Regions from separate parts of the Homo sapiens genome. Here region 1 is linked to region 2. The links are chromatin loops, found by intact Hi-C in ENCODE. Cell type or tissue: PC-3. All regions are shown on one strand. Links, peaks and the distances in the headings refer to the core of each region. The heading gives the core; the rest is flanking DNA. Region 1 overlaps OR2A5 (olfactory receptor family 2 subfamily A member 5). Region 2 holds the start of OR2A14 (olfactory receptor family 2 subfamily A member 14).

Evidence for each region. A loop is a pair of places that touch in the nucleus more often than their neighbours do. Peaks named below come from ENCODE experiments on the same cell type or tissue, not always from the same donor. Only the 100,000 strongest peaks of a DNase experiment are listed, where the experiment ranks them.
Region 1: it touches region 2 in a loop (5-fold over the local background); 2 of 110 quality-filtered maps call a loop at or near these places.

The regions. Positions count from the first base shown.
Region 1 is chr7:144,052,823-144,065,377 of GRCh38, reverse strand. It overlaps OR2A5 (olfactory receptor family 2 subfamily A member 5), which reads right to left. Exons shown (of 2, transcript NM_012365.2): 2 at 6,533-12,555. Among named protein-coding and RNA genes, the nearest start is that of OR2A5, 10 kb to the right of the region's middle. In PC-3, for the core only: no CTCF peak of the experiment used is centred there; a DNase peak (open chromatin) is centred at 7,207; H3K27ac peaks cover 1,990 bases.
Region 2 is chr7:144,122,378-144,134,932 of GRCh38, reverse strand. OR2A14 (olfactory receptor family 2 subfamily A member 14) reads right to left here and starts at 11,757. Exons shown (of 2, transcript NM_001001659.3): 1 at 11,669-11,757; 2 at 3,745-5,854. The coding sequence starts at 5,820. The coding sequence ends at 4,888. In PC-3, for the core only: a CTCF peak has its summit at 7,013 (motif pointing right); a DNase peak (open chromatin) is centred at 7,022.

The sequences.
Region 1 (12,555 bases), core at 2,474-10,473, 70 kb after region 2:
AAGTGCATTTTTAGGTTTCCAAATATTTTTGTTACATTTCTGTTGTTAATTTTACATTTATTATCACCTGTGGTAAGAGAATGAATCCTTGTGATACTGATTCTTTGAAAATATGAGGGGTTTTTTTGTTTTGTATATATTCACTTTTTGCAATTGTTATATTGACTTTAATGTATATGCTTTATTTTAGGGAATGTAGGAATCTTTATATATCTGTTTGATCAAGCATGTAAATTTTTTGTAGTTTTTATTTCCAATTTTTGTCAGGATTATCTATTATTTTCTGAGAGCATTTTTCTAATTCCCCCACTAAGAAGTTGAGTTGGTAATCTTTTCAGTGTAATTCTATTTTTTTTCCTATTTCTACATTAAGGTTATATTGTTGTATATACATATTTATGATTGTTACATATTCTTGATAGAGTTTTACCTCTATTATTATGGAGTACTCTTCATACCAATTAGTGCATTTGCCTGATATAAACATGAGTGCAAACATCCAGCTTGTATTTATATTGCCGCATCAACTTATTAAATATTTGCATAGGCTGTGTTCTTCATTCTCATATTCCCAGACTTTCTTTGTGATTGTGTTTTAGCTAGTCTTACAAATAATATATAACTGTATTTTATGGGCTTAAAAATATGAAATACAATACAATATGAAAATGGGAAAATATAATCAATTTTCTCTCAGTGTAAATATTGAGATATTTGGGCTTTCTATTATTTGTGTTTTGTGTTTAGCATCCTGTTACTTAGCTTTTATATTTGTTCTCTCCCTCTGCTAGTTTAATAAAGAGGTGGTATAAGATTGTCAACCCTGGCTCCCACTTTTTTGGCTCATCATCATTTTGCCTTTGCTTGGCAGTCAATTCCTAAATTTCTTTGGCATGTTCATTCAGCATGCAAGTAATGCATACACCAAACTATAATAACTAGATTGCTTTGCAACACACCAGATAAAAAATATTTTATGTTAATGCTGTTTGTAAACTCCCATACATGGCCAGATTTTTTTTTATAATTACTTGAATAATTGTCCCGAATTTCTAAATGTTTTTCTAACTTGTTTTTGAACCAGCAGGAATCCACCAGGAAAACAAAGCACTCTGGTACTTCAACGGAGAATTTAGATAAATACGTGGTTAAATGAACATTGAAGAAGGAAAGCAGCAACAAAGAAGCTCTCAGACGAACAGACAGGACAGAGTCAGGAAAGAACAGAGGTTAGAGTGATTACAATTTACAGATTCAGAGGAGAGACGGTGTGGGAACTTCAACCTCTGAGGAGAAAGTGCCCCCCACAAACCCCACTAAAACTATGGCCCCAGGTTGGGAGTGATGAGGCTGACTCTGGGAACTGCCCAAGTGAAGAGTTGAGGTAACACCAAAAAGAGCAGCAAGCACACAGGTAGGAGGAGCAAGTTTCTTTTGCCCTCTCAACGCTCCCAGTTTCCTCTAGCGCCCCCTATTGGTAGAACCTAAATGGAAGTCATCCGGGCAAAAGGCAAAGGTAATTTGGGGACTTTCAGCTACCACTAAGCATAGAGTGGAAGGATGAGTTTGGAGCAGAAAGACAGTAACTTAGGAATTAGTACAGTATCCCCCTTTGGCAGCTTGGCATTTATAAACACACTTTTATATACATTTAAACATCTAAACAATAACAACTTTATGATTTAGTTAGGTATGATGCAACTAGCCTTTCCACATACTAAGATGTCGCTACCTTTTAATTGACACAAAATCCTAATATTCATTGTATCCACCTCTAGAGGACTCACAGTATGCACTTCTGGCTGATGTTATCATAGACCTTCTATACAGGAGGTGTTTTTCACCATCTACTAATTTCTGGATCATATCACTTTCTGAGGCAGCACTTTAATTTGCTCACTAAGATCATGCCTCTTTCACTCAAATTGCTCTTTGATTACCCGTTACCTTTTCAGTTCCACCAATGACAAAAACATCTCTTTTTAAAAACGAAAACTTTAAGAACCATTACCATGGGCACCACTTTTTTCCTCTTTTGTATTTACCGAATCCTTCTTCTAAGATATTAAGCTTTCTCGTAAGGAAGTGTCTCCCTTTGTCTAGCTTACTAATTTTCTTTTATATCATTTTATTTTTCCAGTGCTCCTATAATGGTACTCTAAAGCTGCTTTGAATTTTCAAACCACTTTAATTGCACTTTGAGTATCTAAGCAAACCTGATCTCCAGATACAGACAGAGCTTTCCAGGTACATGTTTTTAAAATTGCTTTCTTATTCTCTGGGTTTACGGTAATTTCTATTGGTCATTTCCTTCATTAAACAAAATAAGGGATATATCTTCTCGGGAGTTACTTTGACTCATTTTACATGTATATTAATAAAATATTCCATATTTTCCTGTGTAATCTATAATTTGGATATCTTACATTGAAGGGACAACTATGTCATTAAAAAATTCTGAGCCCTCAGTGATGGAGTAGGAGTGGAGCATTCTGAGCCTGTGAGCAAACTGTGTGAATTCAAGGTCAGTATCTCCATAGCTCACTCCAAGAATGCAGAATGGAATTTAGGCCAGCCAGTCTGGTGTTACCCACTGTGGTACCAGAAATTTAAAGGTGCAATGTCACCAGTGCATAAAGATACTCTAATGCCTTGAACTTTAAACTTCCCAACCTTTAAGATTTCTTAAACAACTAAAAACAAAACTATTATTCAATCCAGCAATCCCAATACTGGGTATCTACCTGAAAGAAAATAAATTAATGTATCAAAAAGATTACTGCATTCATGTTTGTCACAGCACTATTCACAATAGCAAAGATATGGTACCAACATGTAAATTGGTGCAGCAGAGAGTGGGACACTGCTATAAGGATACCCAAAAATGTGGAAGTGACTTTGGAATTGGGTAACAGGCAGAGGTTGCAACAGTTTGAATAGCTCAGAAGACAGAATAATGTGGGTGTTTTCATCGGTTCTTACACTGCTAATAAAAACATACCTGAGACTGGGTAATTTATAAAGGAAAGAGGTTTAATGGATCACAGTTCCACATGGCTGGGGAGGCCTCACAATCATGGCAGAAAGTGAAGGAAGAGCAAAGGCACATCTTACGTGGTGGCTGGCAAGAGAGCAAGAGAGTGTGCAGGGGAAACCCCCATGTATAAAACCATCAGATCTCCTGAGACTTACTCACTACCATGAGAACACTATGGGGGAAACTGCCCCATGATTCAATTATCTCCACCTGCCACCATTCTTGACATGTGGGGATTATTACAATTCAAGGTGAGACTTGGGTGGGGACACAGCCAAACCCTATTATTCTTCCCCAGCCCCTCCCAAATCTCATGTCTTCACATTTCAAAACCAATCATGCCTTTCCAACAGTCCCCCAAAGTCTTATTTCAGCATTAATTCAAAGGTCCACGGTCCAAAGTCTCATCTGAGACAAGGTAAATCCCTTCTGCCTATGAGCCTGTAAAATCAAAAGTGAGTTAGTTACTTCCTAGATACAATGGGGGTACAGGCATTGGGTAAATACAACCATTCCAAATGGGAGAAATTGGCCAAAACAAAGGGGCTACAAGCCCCATGCAAGTCCAAACTCTAGCAGGGTATCGGGGAATCTGCCCCTGATAGTCACGTAGGTTCTTTTCTATTTTCCCTAAGCATCAGCTGGGTTGAGAAATAAAGGGACAGAGTACAAAAGAGAGAAATTTTAAAGCTGGGCGTCTGGGGGAGACATCACATGTCGGTAGGTTCTGTGATGCCCCTTGAGCCGTAAAACCAGCAAGTTTTTATTAGTGATTTTCAAAAGAGGAGGGAGTGTATGAATAGGGTGTGGGTCATAGAGATCTCATGCTTTACAAGGTAATAGAATATCACAAGGCGAATGGAGGCAGGGCGAGATCACAGGACCACAGGACCAGGGCGAAATTAAAATTGCTAATGAAGTTTTGGGCATGCATTGTCATTGATAACATCTTATCAGGAGACAGGGTTTGAGAGCAGACAACCGGTCAGACCAAAATTTATTAGGCGGGAATCTCCTCATCCTAATAAGCCTGGGAGTGCTATGGGAGACTGGGGCTTATTTCTTCCCTACAGTTTTGACCATAGAAGATGGCCGCACCCAAGGGGGCCATTTTAGAGGCCTACCCTCAGGGACACATTCTCTTTCTCAGGGATGTTCCTTGCTGAGAAAAAGAATTCAGTGATATTTCTCCCATTTGCTTTTGAAAGAAGAGAAATATGGCTCTGTTCTGCCCGGCTCTCCGGTGGTCAGAGTTTAATGTTATCTCTGTTGTTCCCTGAACATTGCTGTTATCCTGTTCTTTTTTCAAGGTGCCCAGATTTCATATTGTTCAAACACACATGCTCTACAAGCAATTTTTGCAGTTAATGCAATCATCACAGGGTCCTGAGGCGACATACATCCTCCTCAGTTTACGAGATGACAGGATTAAGAGATTAAAGTAAAGACAGGCATAGGAAATCACAAGGGTATTGATTGGGTAAGTGATAAGTGTCCATGAAATCTTCACAATTTATGTTCAGAGATTGCAGTAAAGACAGGCATAAGAAATTACAAAATTATTAATTTTGGAGAACTAATAAATGTCCATGAAATCTTCACAATTTATGTTCTTTTGAGATGGCTTCAGCTGGTCCATCTGTTTGGTGTTCCTGACTTCCCACAACAGCAGGGCAGTCAAATCTTAAAGCTCTGAAATGATTTCCTTTGACTCTATGTCTCATATCCAGGTCACATTGATGCAAGGGGTGGGTTCCCATGGTCTCAGACAGCTCTGACCCTGTGGTTTTGCAGGGTACAGCCCCTCTCCTGGGTGCATTCATGTGCTGGCATTGAGTGTCTGTGGCTTTTCCAGGCACATGGTGCAAGCTCTCTGTGGATCTACCATTCTGGGTTCTGGAGGAACTTCAGTAGGCAGTGCCCCAATGAGGCCTCTGTATTAGGGCTTGAACCCCACATTTCCCTTCCACACTGCCTTAGCAGAGGTTCTCCATGAGGGATCTGCCCCTGCAGCACACCTCTGCCTGGACATCCAGGCATTTCCATACATCCTCTGAAATCTAGGTGGATGTTCTCAAACCTCAGTTCTTGACTTCTGTGCACCCACAGGCTCAACACTACATGTAAGCCACCAAAGCTTGGAGCTTATACCCTCTGAAGCAATAGCTTGAACTCTGTGTATGCCCCTTTTAGCCATGGTTGGGAAGTGGGACACCAAGTCCCAAGACTGAAGAAAGCAGCAAGGCCCTGGGCCTGGCCCAGGAAACTTTTTTTTTCTCCTAGGCCTCTGGGATTATGATGGGAGTGGCTGCCATTAAGACCTCTCACTGCCCTGGAGACATAATCCCCAAATGGTGATTAACATTTGGTTCCTTGTCACTTACGCAAATTTCTGCAGTGGGCTTGAATTTCTCACCAGAAAAATGGGTTTTCCTTTTCTATTGGATTGTCATACTGCAAATTTTCTGAACTTTTATGCTCTCTTTCCCTTTTAAACATAAGTTCCAATTCCAAACCATATCCTTGTGAATACATAAAACTGAATGCTTTTAACAGCACCCACATCACATCTTAAATGCTTTGCTGCTTAGAAATTTCTTCTGCCAGATACCCTAAATCATCACTCTCAAGTTCAGAGTTCCACAGATCTCTAGGGCAGGGGCAAAATGCCACCAGTCTCTTTGATAAAGCATAGCAAGAGTCACGTTTAGTCCAGTCCCCGACAAGTGCCTCATCTCTGACAGCTTGCACCTTGTGCCTGGGAAAGTCACAGACACCCAAAGCCTCCATGAAAACAGCTGAGTTGGAGGGCTGTACCCTGCAAAGCCACAGGGGCAGAGCTTCCTAAGGCCATGGGAGCCCATCTCTTGCATGAGCGTGACCTGGATGTGAGACATGGAGTCAAAGAAAATAATTTTGGAACTTTAAGGTTTAACGACTGCCATATTGGATTTTAGACTTGCATGGGACCTGTAGCCCCTTTGTTTTGGCCCATTTCTCCCATTTGGAATGAGTGTATTTACCCAATCCATGTACCTTCATTGTATCTAGGAAGTATTAATAACTAACTTGCTTTTGATTTTTATAGGCTCATAGGCAGAAGAAACTTGCCTTGTCTTAGATGAGGCTTTGGACTTGGACTTTTGGGTTAGTGCTAGAATAAGCTAAGACTTTGGGGGACTATTGGAAAGGCCAACTGGTTTTGAAATGTGAGGTCATGAGATTTGGAAGGAGCCAAGGGTGAAATGTTATGGTTTGGCTGTGTCCCCACCCAAGTCTCATCATGAATTGTAGTTCCTATAATCCCCTCTGTCGTGGGAGGGACCTGGTGGGAGGTAATTGAATCATGGGGGTGGTTACTCCCATGCTGCTGTTCTCATAATAGTGAGTGAATTCTTACGAGATCTGATTTTTATTTATTTTATGCTATTTTTTTATTTTTGAGACAGTCTGTCTCTCTCTGTCACCCAGGCTGGAGTGCAGTGGTGCAATCTCGGCTCACTGCAACCTCCGCCTCCTGGGTTCAAGCGATTCTTCTGCCTCAGCCTCCCAGGTAGCTGGGACTACAAGCACGTGCCACCATGCCCGGTAATTTTTGTATTTTAGAAGAGATGGGGTTTCACCATATTGGCCAGGCTTGTCTTGAACTCCTGATCTCGCGATCCACCCACCTCGGCCTCCCAAAGTGCTGGGATTACAGGTGTGAGTCACCATGCCAGGCTGATCTGATGGTTTTTTAAAAGGCTTTCCCTGCTTTGCTTGGCAGTTCTTCTGGCCACCGTGTGAAGAAGGATGTGTTTGCTTCCACTTCCGCCATGATTGTAAGTTTCCTGAGGCCTCCTCAGCCATGCTGAACTGTGAGTCAACTAAACCCTGTTTTAAAAATAAATTGCCCAGTCTCAGGTATGTCTTTATTAGCAGCATGAGAACAGACTAATACAACATGTGTCCATCAATAAATGAAAGTATAAAAAAAAGTATTATACATATGTAATGGAATACTATTCAGCCATTAAAAAACTATGAAATTATGTATTTTACAACAAGATGGATGAAACTAGAGATCATTATCTTAAGTGAAACAAGCCAGGCACAGAAAGACAAATATTGCATGTTCTCACTCATAAATGGGTGAAGATTATGGGAGTCAGGCAGCAGGTCGGGATAGCCGCTGAGCTGACCAGTGACTCATGTGGCTGTAATCACTAGGACAACAGCCTTGTATCTGGCTGAAAGGCTGGTGAAGCCACTGAGGAGTGGATGACAGACGTATTGCCTGCTACAACTGCAGCAGAGGTGGGGGGCTCAAAGATGGCAAATGTGATCTACTTTTGAATTTTTAACACACACTAAATTATAAATTTTTCTAATGCAATCTACAATTATTCAGCATTTTCACCTTTCTAGTCAAGTCAAGAGCTTTACCGTGATTTAATTATTCATTGGTATTATTTACATCAACCTGTTACAGCTGCTAAGAGCTTTTATTATTTCATATAAAAAGCTATTTTGTTTACATTCAACAATTATATTTACTATTATTCTTTATCAACTCGTATGCTTCGCATGTACCCTATATACTTTTATTCTGTTTTCATCTTTTTTTCTATCCAATATATTTATTAATAATTCTGTTGAAGACCTAAGGGAGGTAATTTTCCTTAGACTTTGTTTGAAAACATTTTCATTTTTCTCTTTTTCTTGAATTACAGTTTAACTGTGTGTGAAATTGTAGAGTAACAGTTTTCCTAATCCTTTTGAATATTCTCTTTTGGCATCTGTTTTGCTGAGGGGAAGTCCACTATTATTTGTTATTCTTTTGTAGCTATTCTTTTATTCTCTGAAGGTTTTATTATTTTCTTTTCCTCCTTAATGTTCTGTGCTTTCATTATGATATGTCTAGATATTAATTTATTTTTATTCATGTAGCTTGATACTCAGAGTATCTTTTGTTCTGAGAATTCATGTGTTTAGCCATCAGGAAAAAAATTTCAGCAATAATGTCCTATCCTATTTTCATCATTATTTTTACGTCCTTATAAAATAAATAGATATTATATCTGAGTCTAGATTCTATGTGCTTTTTATTCCATTTTCTTAAAAAATAGTCTCTGTTGCATTTTGGGAAAATTATGCATTCCATGTTCTATTTCACATTTTTTCCCATAATGTACTCCATCTAGAATTTATCCTGTTAGTTGAATTTTTTTCATATTTAAGAAGAGTTGGCCGGGCGCGGTGGCTCACGCCTGTAATCCCAGCACTTTGGGAGGCCGAGGTGGGTGGATCACGAGGTCAGCAGATCGAGACCATCCTGGCTAACACAGTGAAACCCCGTCTCTACTAAAAATGCAAAAAATTAGCCGGGCATGGTGGCAGACGCCTGTAGTCCCAGCTACTCGGGAGGCTGAGGCAGGAGAATGGCATGAAACCAGGAGGCAGAGCTTGCAGTGAACCGAGATTGTGCCACTGCACTCCAGCCTGGGCGACAGAGCGAGACTCCGTCTCAAAAAAAAAAAAAAAAAAAACAAGAGTTAGTCCTTATTTCAGGGAATGCGTGTTTTATTTCTAAGCTCTGTAATTGTTATCTTTTGGGATCCATCTGTTATTTTCTAATTATTTTCCGTCTTAATCCCTGGCCATCTAAAATAGTTAGCATATCTTTAAGAAATCTTTTATGCATTTAAACATAAACATAAATATTTATCAATTGTTCATTCCTGAACATGCACAAGGGACATCATCAGAAGTGAATTTATTTTCCAGTTGTTGATATTTTGGGCTGCTTCTCTTGGCAGCTTCTGAAAATAGATTTAAAAACCCAGTTCTCTCTCCATTTCTCTCTGTCTGTCTCTCTCCCTCCCTCTTCTCTCATCTAGAAGCTCAGGGGTTGTCTTGGCCCAGCTCTTTGGGCTTCCTATCCAGACCTGGATCTTACGTAAATGGTTTAGAATTATGTACCTATAGTGAGACTGAGTATATTGGGAATCCCAGCACCCAGAGTGGGTGTCTGGATTCCACATTTGGTTGCAGCGCAGGGCCTGGGTTCTCACAAGTCTTCAGCTAGCTACATAGGGAAGCAGTACAGCACAGTACATTTTTTGGTCTTCATTAGTAAGCAAAGGAAGTCAGTCCCTCCCACCCTCCTCCATACCTTATTTTCAAGGAAGGTGCTAAGCCTCAGTTCCCCATTATTGCATGAAGAACTTTAATATATTTAGTTCCTAAGAGCAAAGCTATCTCCACTCAGGCCAGCTTACAAACAGTCGGCTAACCCGTGGCTTCTGCATCACTCACACATCTGATTTTATGTTTTGTTTCTGATCCACAGAGATGTTTATCTTGCCTTGGGGGCTAATTTTGTCTTTTTCATTTCCTCTCCTTGTGGTTTAATCTGTCACTGCTCTGTGGGGTTTTTTGTTTGTTTGTTTGTTTGTTTTTTCAAAGATGGGGTCCCACTCTGTTGCCCAGGCTGGAATGCAGTAGCATGGTCATAGCTCACTGCAGCCTCAAACTACGGGGCTCAAGCGATCCTCCCACCTCAATCTCTTCAGTTTTTGGGATTACATGTGCAAGCCCCTGTGCCTGTGTTTAAGGCAAAAGTCATTGAGCCACTATCACTGAATATCAGGCTAATATTTTAAAATGTGAAACCATGTATATCTAGAAATAAAGTTGTGATGGCATTGTGGGAATAAAAGTATGAGAACCACAAGTATGAAGCTTATACAACAATTTTTTCCTACTTGAATATTTTCTTTTGATGACTCTGCTGAATCCTCGGAAGAACAAGACGGGATTTTGACAGAAAAAAGATTATCTTAGAATTACCATTTAAAAATCTTTAAATGACTGTAAGTTTGTTTAAAATCAGGTTAAACTCCGCCCCTCATTAAAAAGATGAAAAAGTTTATTATGAAATCTTAAATTTTCAAGATTGAAGAGACATTGGAAAGACTCTATTGCAAATGCCTGTTCAACGTATTTATATTTTACTCAACCTTTATGTTTCTATTTATAGTAAGGCTGCACAATAATTCACAAGACCTCATTGTTGCATAACTTATAATGTTCAAAAATATTTTCTCATATTGATGTTAATTCCACTTTTATGTAAACCTACTTTTTGATTCTAGGGTATTTTTCCCCACTTTGTGGAAGGCAATAAACAACTATGTTTGCCTCCTGCAAGATTCTCGATGGGACATATGAAGACAATTATCCTGTTTGCTTTATTCCTCCTTTTTTCCGGGCTATGGAAACACAGTCATTTCAAAAATTATTTATGGCTATGCACTCATTTATTTGCTCATCTATATATTTCTTTCCTAATATGATTAGTATCCAGGGCAATAGTAAGGCCAGGGAGACCAATATAAGGAGTTGGCTACTATGAGTGCCAAAATTTCAGCCAACTAACAAGGTGTCACCAGGGTGAGTTTCTATCTCTACATACAGAGACTGAGATTTCCTAGAGGAGCTATTCTAGATACACAGTTGATGAGAATTCTTAGTGTGTGGGTAGGAGAATGAACGTAACAAAGCTATGGACTAATTATTTTTGTATATATTTCCTATCTGGATGCTATCTCAAGAATCCTTTTCGAATTGAAGCTATATAGAGAATGTAAAATTTTATGTAGGATTCTTCTTACAGTTTTGTCTACTAGCAGGAACAATGAACACCATTTCATACCCAACCTCCTGTGTACTAACCTTCAACCTCCTTTGGTGGAGACCTTCCCCAATATCACCAACCAAATAAAAACAAAGACAGGCACAGAAAGTTGCAAACACAAAGAGCTGAGATTTTTTGAGAAACTTCCATTGTTCAGTAAGTATCATAATAATTTATGAATCATTAAAATAAAATTGGATTTTGTAGTTTTATAGTTGTTTAGTCATGAATTTTACCAGCTCTTAGTCTTACTATGTAATCATTTTTCATTTTCATTGTCCTTATATCCTTCTCACAAAAATACATCACTTCAAATCAGAGTCACATAAAGTCTTTCATTTAGCATTCATAAAAGTTATATAAGGCACCTAGCTGAAACCTTGTTAGCCACATCTGACCTAAAATAAAACTCAGGATTGAGGAGGCTATATTATTCCTAGAAGCAGACCTATTTAGCAAGTTGTAGCACAATTGAGATGTGAATCTAACATAGCAAGCATCTCAGCTTGCACCTGTGCTGGGTTCCCCCTTTCTCAGTCCTAGCAGCCTAGAGCACTGGTAAGGTAGGTCCATCACGGATCTGTACACAGGAGAGATGGGGACACTTCCTGGAAAAGCATTAATCACATCATAAAGGTAAAGAACACAGGTGGGTACACCTAATGATAGAAAGAAGACCAGAATCATAGGTAAGATGATCACTGAGAACAGCAGGGTGTCTCTCGTTCAGATTGTCCCTTTGGGGCAATGCCTTATGAGGCCATGTGATTTTGCAGACAGGCATTAGGAGGGAGTTACTATTGGAAAATGATGATGCTGCTAATGTGAGTGTTTCTACTCTTCCCAAAGGTGGTAATGAATCCTCCAAAGATGGGTTGGCTACAGGATGTATTCTTTCTGGTGTTAAGACTTTGGCTATAATACTGTAAACTCCGTTTTGTTCCAGACTCTGCCCCATCATGTGGATGTTGAGTCTAACCCCTGTTGAGCTAAAATTTGTAATGTTTTGGGCAGAAAGCTGCTAAGAAGCAGCTTGGGTTTGCAATCAGTACGATCCATAACACTCAGTTCTATTACTGGTTGCATAGTATAGGATAAGTTATTAAATCATTCTGAACTTTGTTTACTTATCTATTAAGTGGAGAAAATAATAGCGACTCCATTGTGATGTTTATGCAAGATAAACGGGGTAACATTTGTGAAGCAGTCAGTAGAACTTGCAGCCTAAAACAATGCAATTGTTTCTTTCACTTTCCCCCAGACCTTTAAAAACTGATTAATGTTGAAAATATGTATATATAAAGCGGTCATAACACCAACATTTAATTAGTTTGTTAAAATCCTACAACTCAAATATGGAAACAATTAATAGAAATTTTTCATATACTCAGGTATTTTCTGTAATGTATTCAATATATATATATATATAAAATTAGAGCCACTATTAAGACCTGCTAGAGAACATTTCTTTATAATTTATCTATATTTGTCACTTTCTGTAGAAATGTAGTCTTTTTGGTCTATTCTTTCCCAATCACTTAGAACTGACATAGGATGAATTATACCCCCTGATTTTTCCACTGTACCCTAGGTAAAAAAATTCTGAATCCAAATCTATTGCTTATGTTTTATATGAGATGAACTATTCTATATGTTTCCTCTTTCCCTTTTCTTTTAAAGGTTTTAAGCAGAACATGAAGTATACATATTTTAGGGAATGTAATAATTTTTTTCAGATATAGTTAGAAAGTCCTTTCTATATGAAAATACTGCCTGTTTTCTCTTTCTAGCTTCAGAGTAGTGCACACAATAATTCCATAGTGGTTGATAGTTAAATTTA
Region 2 (12,555 bases), core at 2,275-10,274:
CAAATATACTTACATAAATGAAATATCTTCAGACCCTCAGTAATTTTTAAGAATTTAAAAGTGTTCTGAGACCAAAGAGCTAGAGAATTATTGCGCTAAATTATGGATCACCAATCTAGCAAGGACTAGAGCTGGAAACAAATGATCTTTATTTAATACCAAAAGTGTATTCACCATTCACGTTCTATTGCAGTTGCAACAAATTAACAAAAACTTAATGGCTTAAAACAGCACATATCTATTATCTCACAGTTTCCATTGATCAGAAGTCCTGGTGGTCAGCTGGATTCTCTTTAAAACAAAATCAAGATTTTAGCTTGGTCTGCAATTCTCATCTGAGACTTGAGATCCTCTTTCAAGTTTAATGGTTGTTGGAAAAATTAGATTCCTTGTGGTTGTAGGGTTGAAATCTCTGTCCATTTGTCACTGCTGTTTTCTGTCCTCTGGGATCTGGGATGGCCTGAGCTGCCTGCTGCCACTCTGGTGCCTACATGGGACCACCTCCGTGTTTAAATCAGCAATGTTTGTTGAGTGCTTCACACACTTCAAATCTCTCTGACTTCCTCCTCTGTTACTAGGTGAAAAAAATTCCCAGCCTTTAGAAGACTCACCTGATTGTTACCATGGTAACCTTCACATTTTAGGACCCATTGATCTACAAAGCCCCTTCACAGCAGAACCTAGATTAGTGTTTGATTAAATAACAAAAGTCTAAGGGGGGCCATTTAGAGAATTCTGCCTATCCCATAAAGCCATTTCATCTTAACCACTGAGCATTGTTTTCATTTTTTGATCCTATATTTTTTCCTTGAACACATGCTGTTCTATCAATGCTATCTTTATTATAGGCCTCAAGCTATTGCTTCAGATTTCCCACCCAAAATAACATGGCCCTGAATCCAAATTCCAAAGGGAAAAATTTCCATTTCTGTGTCTTACTCTAAGTGATATGATTAGAGTATTTTAAAGTTTTATATGAGTTTATATAAATTTAACTGAGTTAACCCTTTCTTGTACAGTTCACTCACCAGGCACTTGGCTTAGGCTCTTTTACCAGAATGATCACACTTTTCAGAGTATCTATATTTAGAAAAGCATTTATATAACAGATACAGCAATAGTGTCAGCATAAATATGTCTAATATCTGTGAGTCACTGTGGGGTAGGGAAAGACCTAAGAAAACAGCTAATCCATCCTATAAAGTCGTGACATACACATACATTTTCATGTTTTCGCACTAATCTGATTACCGGCTTCCCCCTTTATTTGCACCCTGTGATAACCTTATACAGAACAATTTAGCGTAGATATTAGCTGATGGTTAGTTATATTAAGTTCTTCTACAGGCCATCCTTTTCCATTGGTATCAGGAAGTTTTAACCTGATTTTGCAATATATTTCATCATCAGTTTCAATATTAACACGAGTTATTTACATAAAATAGTTGAATATTACCAACAATGCCAATGTTATACCATACTGCAGTGTGATCATGGTATAAGCAGTTTCATTCCAGAACAAATCAGTAAGAATTAGAGAAGTATTTACTATCCCTTTCTAACAGCTGTGGCCCATGCTCGTACACCATATTATTACTGACAAGTATCGTTACAATTAGCCATGATTTGGTTATTTCCGGGTTCCAACTCTGTTGGGGACAAATTCAGTTACCCTATCTAGGTTTAAAAGCTTTCCACTGAAACTAGTTTCTATTGTGTGCTGCTATATAGCGGGACCCACCTCTGTCCTCAGGTGAGGGCACGGTGTTTTCAGAATAGTTCCCAGAACTCCTAATTGTACTACAGGTTATATCTTACTCAGATCTACTCTTGGGATGAAGGCAGTCATAGTCCATCAGTGAAAATTATCAGTGCCTCAGAGAACTTCGATAAGTTATAAGGTCTACAAGGTTCCCTTCAGTGATCCCCTTGTGCCTATTCAAGTAGAATGGAAGGCCATTGCCCCAGGGCTGCTTTTGCTTCTGTCTGCATCACAACAGCCAATAGGGACAGTGCACAGTGGCTCACGCCTGTAATCCCTGCACTTTGGGAGGCTGAGGCGGGTGGATCAATTTAGTTCAGGAGTTTGAGACTAGCCTCGGCAACATGGTGAAACCCCGCCTCTACTAAAAATATAAAAATTAGCTGAGCATGGTGGTGCTTGCCTGTAGTCCCATCTGCTTGGGAGGCTGAGGCAGGAGAATTACTTGAACCTGTGAGGCAGAGGTTGCAGTGAGCCAACTTCACACCACTGTAGTCCAGCCTTGATGGGTGACAGAGCAACCCTGTCTCAACAAACAAACAAACAACACACACACACACAAACAAACCAAACCAAAACAAACAAACAAAAAAACCAACCAACCAACCAACCGACAAGCAACAAAAAAATCAGCCAATAAGTCCTGTTGGGTCAGGGCACAAACCCCTCCTCTAACACTGAGTCCTAGCAGTATCCTGCGTTATTTGCTGAGTCTGCATGACCCATTCCACCTGAACTTCATTACGTTTCTATGTTGAGTTCACTCCTTTGCCTTCCTCATGGAAGAGAATTCCCTCTTTTTTGCTTATTCTAGTTAACATTTCTCCCCCTCTTAAAGTGAATTCAGCTTGTCCCAGGATGCCTAGGTAGGCATCTATTTCCCCTAAAAGCTTTTCTTATCTTGTGGGACAGTCACCATTCTTTTTGTTGTCAAATCAAATGTCACAGAGAATTCTATCAGTGAAATATTTTGTCATAATGGATGGTAGACACTGAGAGGAAAATCGTATGCTATTGTGCGAGGGCTAGAAATGGGCAGGTTGATTTTAAAATTGGCTGAGGAGCACCAAGAAAAAAAAATGGAAACAATAATACATTAGTATACAACACTTTACATTTCAGGAATAAAAAGGAAGCAAGATAGGTTAATACTTTCTGAGATTAGTGAAAGTAAGATAACTTGTGCTCTGAATATCAGAGTAGTGTTCAGCTTTAGAAATCCCTGCCGTATCAGTCTAGTGATTCCCTTCTTTACATAGTAAAGATTTCTACAGCATAAGATCTCCAGGCCGGGCTCAGTGGCTCACGCTTGTAATCCTAGCACTTTGGGAGGCTGGGGCGGGCAGATCATGAGGTCGGGAGATGGAGACCATCTCGGCCAACATGGTGAAACCCCGTCTCTAGTAAAAATACAAAAATTAGCTGGGTGTGGTGGTGGGCACCTGTAATCCCAGCTATTCGGGAGGCTGAGGCAGGAGAATCACTTGAACCTGGGAGGCAGAGGTTGCAGTGAGCCAAGATCGTGCCACTGCACTCCAGCCTGGTGACAGAGCAAGACTCCATCCTAAAAAGAACTCTAACATATCCTGAGGTTTTGATATTAGTAATTTTTCCTTCTATGTTCTCTTCCAGGCAAAATTATTATCAGCTATCAGCTTAGGGTTAAGAGTTACATTTCTGGGTATTCCAGGCTAAGATGAGAGTGGCTCTCTCAAAATATAATTAAAACTAGGACTTTTTCAATATCAAGATATAAGATGCTTTTAATAAAATGGTTGCTAAATATAAAAGAAAACAATTAAAAATCTACGATCTTGTTAAATCCACTCTTAAAAATTAATCTGTACAAGATATCTCTGTGCTTGTTTTCACTGGACTGCTGTGCTCCAATTAGAATGTTGAGTTGCAAACTTTTATCCTAAGATCTCAGGCTCAAATTAGTGATGGAGTATGAGGAGCCTGCTCTTAATTCCTGTGTGATGGAGAAACCATGAATATTTACAGTCCACTGGCTATTGAGTCATGGCATATTTTAGAAAGTGTCAAAGGAGGAAAAGTCTCACTCTCAAGTAAGTACAATGTGATCACAGGAATTTGACTGCAAGACATGTCTAATCACATGCTCCCTGAGGCCCCACCCAGTGAGGGTCTCTAAAGTGGGATCAGCTGGAACTATGCTAGTTTTAAGATCTAGAACAAGGGTTCACAAACTACTGTCCCTGGGCACCATTCCAGCAGCCACCTGTTTTTACAAATAAAGTTTTATTGGAACACGGGCACACCCATTTGTTTACACATTGTCTATGGCTGCTTTTGTCAGAGTTGAGTTGTTTTGACGCAGAAGATGGCCCTCAAAGCCTTAAGCATTAACCTGTGTATCTTCACAGGAAGTGTCACTAATTATTGATCTTGAGGATGTGTACTATGCTCCTGTTAACTCAATGTGACTTGGCTACTATTGGCACAAACTCTGCTAGTATCGACCATTTCCAATATTAGAAATAGATTTCCAATAACCTCAATGATAAATAAGCCATTAAAAATTTCAGACATCTTAGTGGGTATATAATAGTATCTCATGGTGGTTTTAATTTACAATTCCTTGCTTACTAATGGTGGAAAGCAGCATTTGTATGTTTATCAGCCCCTTGTATTTTCTGTAAGAGTATATGTTCACATGTTTTGCTAATTTTATAAAATTTGGTTGTTTATATTTTTTATTGCTGATTTAAAGGAGTTCTTTCTATGTACTGTATGAACAATAGTTCCATTTCTGGGTACATGTAGTTTCCATACGATCACTTGGTTTGTGGCTTGCATTTCTTCTTTCTTAATGGTGACTTTGATGAGCACAATGATTAATGTGAAGAGGTCCTATATTTATCGAACTTAAAAATTTTATATCTAGGGACTTTTGTGTCTTCTTTATGAATTTATGCCTATCCAGTATTATAAATGCATTTACCTATCTTTTCTAAAAGATTTGTGTCTTCAGTTTATATGTATAGGTCTATAGTATTCCAGTTTAAGGTAGCATTTATTCTAGCAGAAGACAAAAAAAAAAAGCCAACTTCTATATTTTGCAGGGAGCAAGGCTCCCTCCCCATGGTTCCCTTTGAGATGTCTCACGTCAGCCTCTCCTTCCTCAGTGCCCTCCTCAGGGCGCCCTTGACCTCTGCATTCCTTAGGCTATATATCAGGGGGTTCAGCATTGGATTGAAAAGGCTGTAAAACAGGGAAAGAACTTTCTGCTGCTCCTCAGGATGGCGGGACTTGGGGGCCATGTACGTGACAATGGCGCTGCCAAAGAAGAGTCCCACCACGCAAAGGTGGGAGGAGCAGGTGGAGAAGGCCTTTCTGCGGCCCTCCCCAGACTGGATCCTCAAGATGGCGGCCAGGATGCGCAAGTAGGAGACCAGCACCAGGCAGAGTGGCCCCACCAGGATGAACACGCAGGCTGCAAAGATGACCACCTGGTTGAGCCAGGTGTCAGCACAGGCCAACTTGAGGACAGACAGGATTTCACAGAAGAAGTGGTTGATTTCATGAGGCCCGCAGAAGGGCAGGCTCAGGATGAGAACTAAAGGGACCAGAGCCAGGAGGAAGCTGAACACCCAGGAAGCCACAGCCAGGACAGTGCACACTCTCCAGCTCATGAGGCTATTGTAACGTAAGGGGTGGCAGATGTCCGCATAGCGATCATAGGACATCACCACCAAAATCAGACACTCTACGTGAGCAAAAGCCAAATACAAGAATGTCTGCATTATGCATGGAAAAAAGGAGATGGTGCTTTCCTGGTTCATAAGATTCGTCAGCATCTTGGGGACATAGTTGGAAGCATAGGATATGTCAACAATGGCCAGGTGTGAGAGGAAGAAGTACATGGGTGTGTGAAGCTTACAGTCCAGGCAGATAATCCCAAAGATGACCCCATTCCCCAGCAGGGTGAGTGTATAGAAGGCAGAGAAAAGTCCACAGAGGAGAATCTCCAGTGCTGGACCAACCTGGAATCGCGGCAAGGTGATGTCTGTGATCCATGTCTTGTTGCCTTCCATGCTCTTGTGGACATCTAGGACAGGAAGGTCAGAGCTGTGGGCCAGTCAAAGATGCACAGAGGGAGCACTTAGAAATTATAACTTTGAATGAATTTTCTAGAATTTATTCTCAGATATGTTGCCAAAACTAACCAAGTGTGCTCATAAAAATGAGAAAAAATCGCATTGTATCAATGGAATAATAAGAATACATACATGTATATGTGTATATATATTTGTGTGTGTATGTGTACATGTATATAACATTTAATAAAATATAACAAAACAGGATCTATTATAATATACCCTACATAAGGGGATACACACGCACATGTGTTATTTTGAAGAACTCAAGTATCCTTGCTTCCCTTTCAGTGTGAAATCTTGATTTTTACGTAGTTTGAGAAGAGAGGACCTTGACAAATGTTGCATTATGAGGTGGTTTCACTTGCTCATCCTGCTTCCTTCTCAGTCTGAGATGTGCAGGGACGGGGACCCTCTGTTTGCCATGGGCTTGCTCACTGTCCCTCACCTCCTCACAGGCTTTTCTACCCACTTATTTCAGATTTGAAATCACTTTTAAATAGCTTTCAATTTTGTAGTTTCTTTAAAGCTTTCTGAGATAAGACGCTCCTTTTCAGAAGCTGGCCAGTACTCCCTAGCAGCAACTTTAGGTGCCTCTTTTCCATATCTGGTGTTTGTAGTTTTATTTTGAGAGTTTTCCTTACTTCTTCATCAGCATCTGTTATTGTAAATTAGGCATGAGTGAAATAATTCTTGGCTACATACAATGAATACATGTATATATCTTTAAAATAACTAAGCATGGTGACATTTCTGAGGTCTTTTAAATAAGAAATTCAAAAGAAAAACCAATTTACATTAAGTGGTTACATTTAAAGATGATCGCTGTATCGTAATTGTATTTTATTGGACTCTTTTCTCGATTATAACTTAATATGTTGACATCTCTCAGAGCTTATCTTACTTTCCAGTGTGACAGAGTCTTTTGTCATCAATATATTCCCAGCTATGGCAACTGGGGTTGCTGTCGGTTCCCCTAACTGTATTCTTCTCCATCACCTGTGATCATGCCAGCAGCCCTGTTGCTGTTCAGATGGAATCTGAGCATGTGATGGGGATGGGATCAGGTGCAGCCCCAGCTGGTGAGCTCTTTCTAAGGAGCTCTTCCTGGAGGGTCTGGGTCTATCCAGCCAGCAGGGGGCGACCAAGGGCCATGAACAGGACGGATGGCCTCATCAGGTGGAGAAACCATGTGACCTGGTGCTGTTCTGTTAACACTTCACATTTATTCCAGAAACAGCCTGAGGACTATCTTTATTTTCAAATCAGGCTAAAGGTTCAAATCCAACAGGATACTTTTAAAAAAACAATTTTGATGTCTTTTATTTTAGTAAATACGTAGATCCTCAAATTTATATATTAAAATAGGGTATTGTACAGAGTATTTAAACATTACAATTTTTCACTTAATATAATACTTTTCCTGTATCGAAATTATATTTTATGGACATTATTTTAAAGGGGCACAATATTCTGTCACAATTTACTGAATTTCTTACTGTTTGAATTTTTGTTTATTTCTTATTTTTATTGGCATTGAGATACATTTCTCTTAAACTTAAGATTTGCCTATATTCATAATTATTTATTAGAACATATTCTAAAAGTGAAATTGCAGATGCTAAATATACAGACATTTCTAAGGTTTTTATCCCTATTTTAACTTCCATCTAGAAAATCTGACCAATTGCAATTCCCTCCCACAGTGTGTAAGAATCATGTCTCTTTGCCACATAGTCAGTACTAGGCATTACCAATTACAATCTCTGTTACTTTCATAAGCAAACAATGTTCTGTAACTTATATTTGTATTTTGTATATCCCTTAACGAATGATCCTTGAGTGCATGATCTGTTTCAGCCACTGTTCTAAGCTTTAGAGGCCCAGCTGTGGATGATGTAAACACATTCTGAAAGGGAGGCAGATTATAAAGAAGTAATATTAAGGTGATGTGCTTCTCTTCCACACCTCACATTTCTATTTAGGGAAGGAAACCTCTATGCCCCTGGATAAAATTGTTTTAGAGTATACCTGCCTCTCTCTTTCCCCTAATTTATATGATTTGTGAAACAGGAAAGAGAAACTGAGGGTGACCTTTCTCTGTTCTCTGTTTCACCTGCATGCATTTCTATCTGCTTGGGATTAAGGTATCAGGAGCATGTTCAGTCCCATTTGGAGGTGGGGAAGGGGTGTCAGCTAATGGTTGTGATTTTAATTTGGAGAGAAACTTTGTTGAAAATATAAACCATGCTTTTCAACAGACTTTATTAATAAAATACCTTTTTGAATTATATCCGATTCTTTCATGTATTATTCAACTCATTTTTTCCAGACTTGGAACAGAGAGAGGGCATGATTCATTACCACTGTAAAAGACCAGGAGTAAACAAGTAAAGATAATTGCTGGCCATGAAAAGAACAATGAAGGAAATAATCTAGGTAAAATAATAGAAAGCTACTTGATTTGAGGGGGGTCTCCTTTAGATGGGATGGTTGGAAAAGGTCTCTCTTAAGAGGAGACAGGTGAGTGGAACCTAAACCATGAAGGCCACAACCCTGCCCAGAGCCAAAAGAGGATCATTCTCTACACAGAGAACAGTAATGGAACAGTAAACGCAAAGTCTCTGAACAAGATGCACTTGGTGAGTTCTGGGAAGAGAAAGAAAGAAACACAATGTACCTGAACCATAGTGAGCAGGAGATTGTACTTATTCTTTGTAACCTTGTTTATATTTTTAACAATCTGAAATTGACATAAAAAATTCATCAGTTTAGCTGATATACTTTTGACTTTATAATAATTGATTTACTTTTAGATTCATGAAAGCAGAATACAGTTAAAAGATATGTATGTACAGAACTTCCAATGAGCACATATTTGAAATAGGAAACTGTTTAATTTTCTGCACAATATAATTTTAATGCCAGAATGGTAGTTGTCAATTTTTGGACACAGCAAATGTTGTGTTAATGTCCCAATGAATCAAGCTGAAAAGGAGAAGCCTTTTATCCCTGAGACCTCCAAGCACATGGATATTTTGCATATTTTTAGTCCCTCCTGGCTCCCATCTGTGGTGTACACATCTGTGCTCCTACTGTTCCAAGGCCCAGTGACCTAGGTAGCAGGCATTTGGATGCTTTAGGAGTAAAAAAAAAATCCAGTCATTACCAAATAAATACAATTGTTTGGTTAATCTAAATTCATAATTAAGCAAATCTGGGTTTATAGTTTTATTTGTAATTTTTGTAAAGTAAGGAATTTCGGGGAAAAAAACCCCAGCAGCCTAGAATAAACTATTTCTAAAGAGCAGGAATAAAGAAAGAAACAAATAGAATTCTTAGTGAAAGTGAAATTTAATCAGACGTGAACTACATCCAAACTGTATAAAACTCTGGTTATCAACTGTGCTTTTAACAGTTGTGTACAAGAGGCCACAAGGAGAAAAGTCTATAATGGTGGCTACCTACACACAAAAATTGTCCATCTGTTCAATTGTGAAGTTAAGTAAACAAATATACAGTATAAGAGGAAAATAGTTTTTTTCCTTTTATTTATTGGCATCCTTTTGTATTTTGGATTTCACAGTTCAAGTAGTCAGACTTTTCTTTTAGAAAAGCCTGTGGAAGTTCAATAAAGAATCAGATATCTGAAAGGAAGATTTATTTAGGCATCCACTCCAGTTACACATTACAGAACAATCTTCAGTGGATGGAGTAAGGGAAAAAACTGCATGGATACATTTTTCTGTTCTTAAAGAGCAAAGCAAATTTAGCAGTGACAGAAAAAAATATGGTCTCTGAATAAGAATGAAAGCAACAGGAGTAACAGTCTTGGCCAGAACACTATTCCAGTCTTGATTCTGAGCAATGAACATGACGCATTTGAGTCACGTATTCTAAGGCTCATTATTGTCAAATGTAAAATGTTGACCACAGATACCAAAAGGACTGATGTGAAGAAGAAATACCATCGCACTGGTACATTATAGGAATTTAATAAATGTCAGCTGTTACTAATGATATTAAAGAGATCGTAAAATTGAGGGAAGTATTAAAGCATAGGAATTGGAAATCCAGTGCAATCATCATGGTGTTGCAAACACTTTCACGTTTATCTTGCTTTTCTTTTTGGCTGTTTTTGAGTTTAAATATAAGACACACATTTTGCTTTGATTTCCTAATATAAATGTTCCTATATTTTGATTTTTAAAATTAAAAAGCAATTTAAAGAAATGGAAGACTCCTTTGAAGTAACCACACTCCCTTACTGAAGAAAAAAAAATACAGGCTGTAATAGTAAGAGGTCAATCCCACCATGCTAAATATCCCAATGATAGAGAGAGGATTAATTTTTTGGAAAGAAAAGGGGGGCGTATTTAGGGTGTTTAGCACTGACACAAAAGAAAAGTTTCTATTGAAAATTGTCTTAGAATGGGAGCCCTGGGGCCTCCAGCAGTGGGGTTGTAAGGCAGCACTGATTTGTCAAATCTTTGCAATTACTCAGAAATAACTTGCCATCTCCAATAATATACTTTGACACTGAGCTTAGTCCTAGGGAGCAGCCTAGTTTTTTTTTTTTTTTTTTTTGAGACGGAGTTTCGCTCTTGTTGCCCAGGCTGGAGTGCAATGGTGAGATCTCGGCTCACCGCAACCTCCGCCTCCCAGGTTCAAGCAATTCTCCTGCCTCAGCTCCCCAAGTAGCTGGGATTACAGGCATGCACCACCATGCCTGGCTAATTTTGTATTTTTATTAGAGATGGGGTTTCTCCGTGTTGGTCAGGCTGGTTTCAAACTCCTGACCTCAGGTGATCTGCCTGCCTTGGCCTCCCAAAGTGTTGGGATTACAGGCGTGAGCCACTGCACCCGGCCGCAGCCTAGTGTTAAAAACAAATGAACAAGCATGGATTCCTGAGCCCTGCAGCCTGGGTTCAGATCCTGGCTTTGCTGCATACTAGCTTTATGACTTCTCTGTGCCTCTTCATGCCTCAGTTTCCCAATCTACAAAATGGGGTAATAAATTCTGTCTCATAACATAGTTGTGAGGATTAAATGCATTAACTCACATAAGAACTTAGGTTTTTTAGATATATAATTAGGGATATGAGAACCATCGTTAAGGAGAATGTCTGGATCCAGTCATCATAAGGAGACATGTTCTGTGCTCAATGGTTCCTCTGCTAAAATCAGAAAAAAAAAAGAGAACCTGTACCCTGACAGGCACTGGCTTTTCCCTGTGAGTGAATGGTGCCTGTATCCAGAACAACTGAGAAGGGGATCTTGTCTGGTGACACAACGCTTCTGAGAATGTGCAGGACTAGGCAGTTAGCAGAGGGGCAAGGAGGATACATCCCTGGGTAAGCAAACCACTTACAAACTCTACTTCAGTTTTTAAAATTAGCATTATTTGTAAAAAAGAGTCACCTGAGCCGCATAGCCCCTGACAATCATTGGAGCCCTTTAGCCAGATCATACCCTATAGGGATGGTTATCTGATCCTCTTCTATGGCACAGTGATGACAAAGCCAGGAGCTGCCACAGGGTAATGAGGGGATATGGATGGAGGGGCCGAGAAGGTCAGAGGTACATGGCCATATCCTGGGATAGACGGTGGCCCCTAGAGGTCCCCTCAGGACCCTAGCTATAAATACAGACTTAGAAGCAGAAGGAGACCACATAGCACGGGCATTTCATCGCTACTATCTGGAGCCAGTGATTTCATTCACTGCCCCTTTCCCATTTCCATCTGTAAACCCTTTCTCAAGGCAAATACACCACATTTACTTACAGTACAATAATCTGTGGTCTTTTCTTCTAACATACCCTTGGGCTTGCTAGGAACCTCAAAGACAGGAAAGGCAGAATGGATAGACTGGGATTGATTCTCCTCGCTAATGAGGCCTTCTTGGGAGGTGAAGCCCAGATACAAAGCTCTCCTGAACTTTATGATACAATTAGTTGTGTAAGCCAGGCTTTTTCTACCATCATTTGACTAGACACTCACTCCCTGCAGAGAAAAATAATAATTGAGAGAACAGAACCCAGTGGTAATACTTCTAATCATATCTCTCCAGAGACAATTAAAGATATTTGCTACTTTCCTATTAGCAGGCAAACCAGTGAAGGCATTGCCCATGTTTATTCATTTTGTTCTTTCAGCATTCCCATGGGATGTGTTATGTGTGTTTACTTGGGATTGGACAGGGACAGGATTTCTGTTAAAAGACAAGACTCTTGCACAGAAGATTTAAAAACCAAGATCATGTCTTAAATTAATTTCTTTCAATACTTATTCTATCAATCTTAAAATTGTTCCACTCTCTAATTCCTAGTTTCCCTAGAGGAGAGCCAATGATCTCTTGGTCTCTGCTGGTTAGAGGTCCCTGAATTCTGTTAAAGCATCACTTCAGAAAAATAGCTTTCTCTCAATGGAGAAAACGTCATTGTAAAATAACTACTGCAAATTTCTCACAAATATTATTGACTTGGTAGTTCAGGTATACTTCATCTTCTTCCTTGAATTTCTTCAGTGTGCCTTCCATCTCAAGCATTTCTTAGCCACATATTTATTTCCTTATTGTGGGTTAGTGCCTACAGATAAAATGGCCATACTCTTTCTTTCTCTATCCTTTTTTTTTTTGCACTAAGTGATAAAGTTTGACGATTGTAAAATCC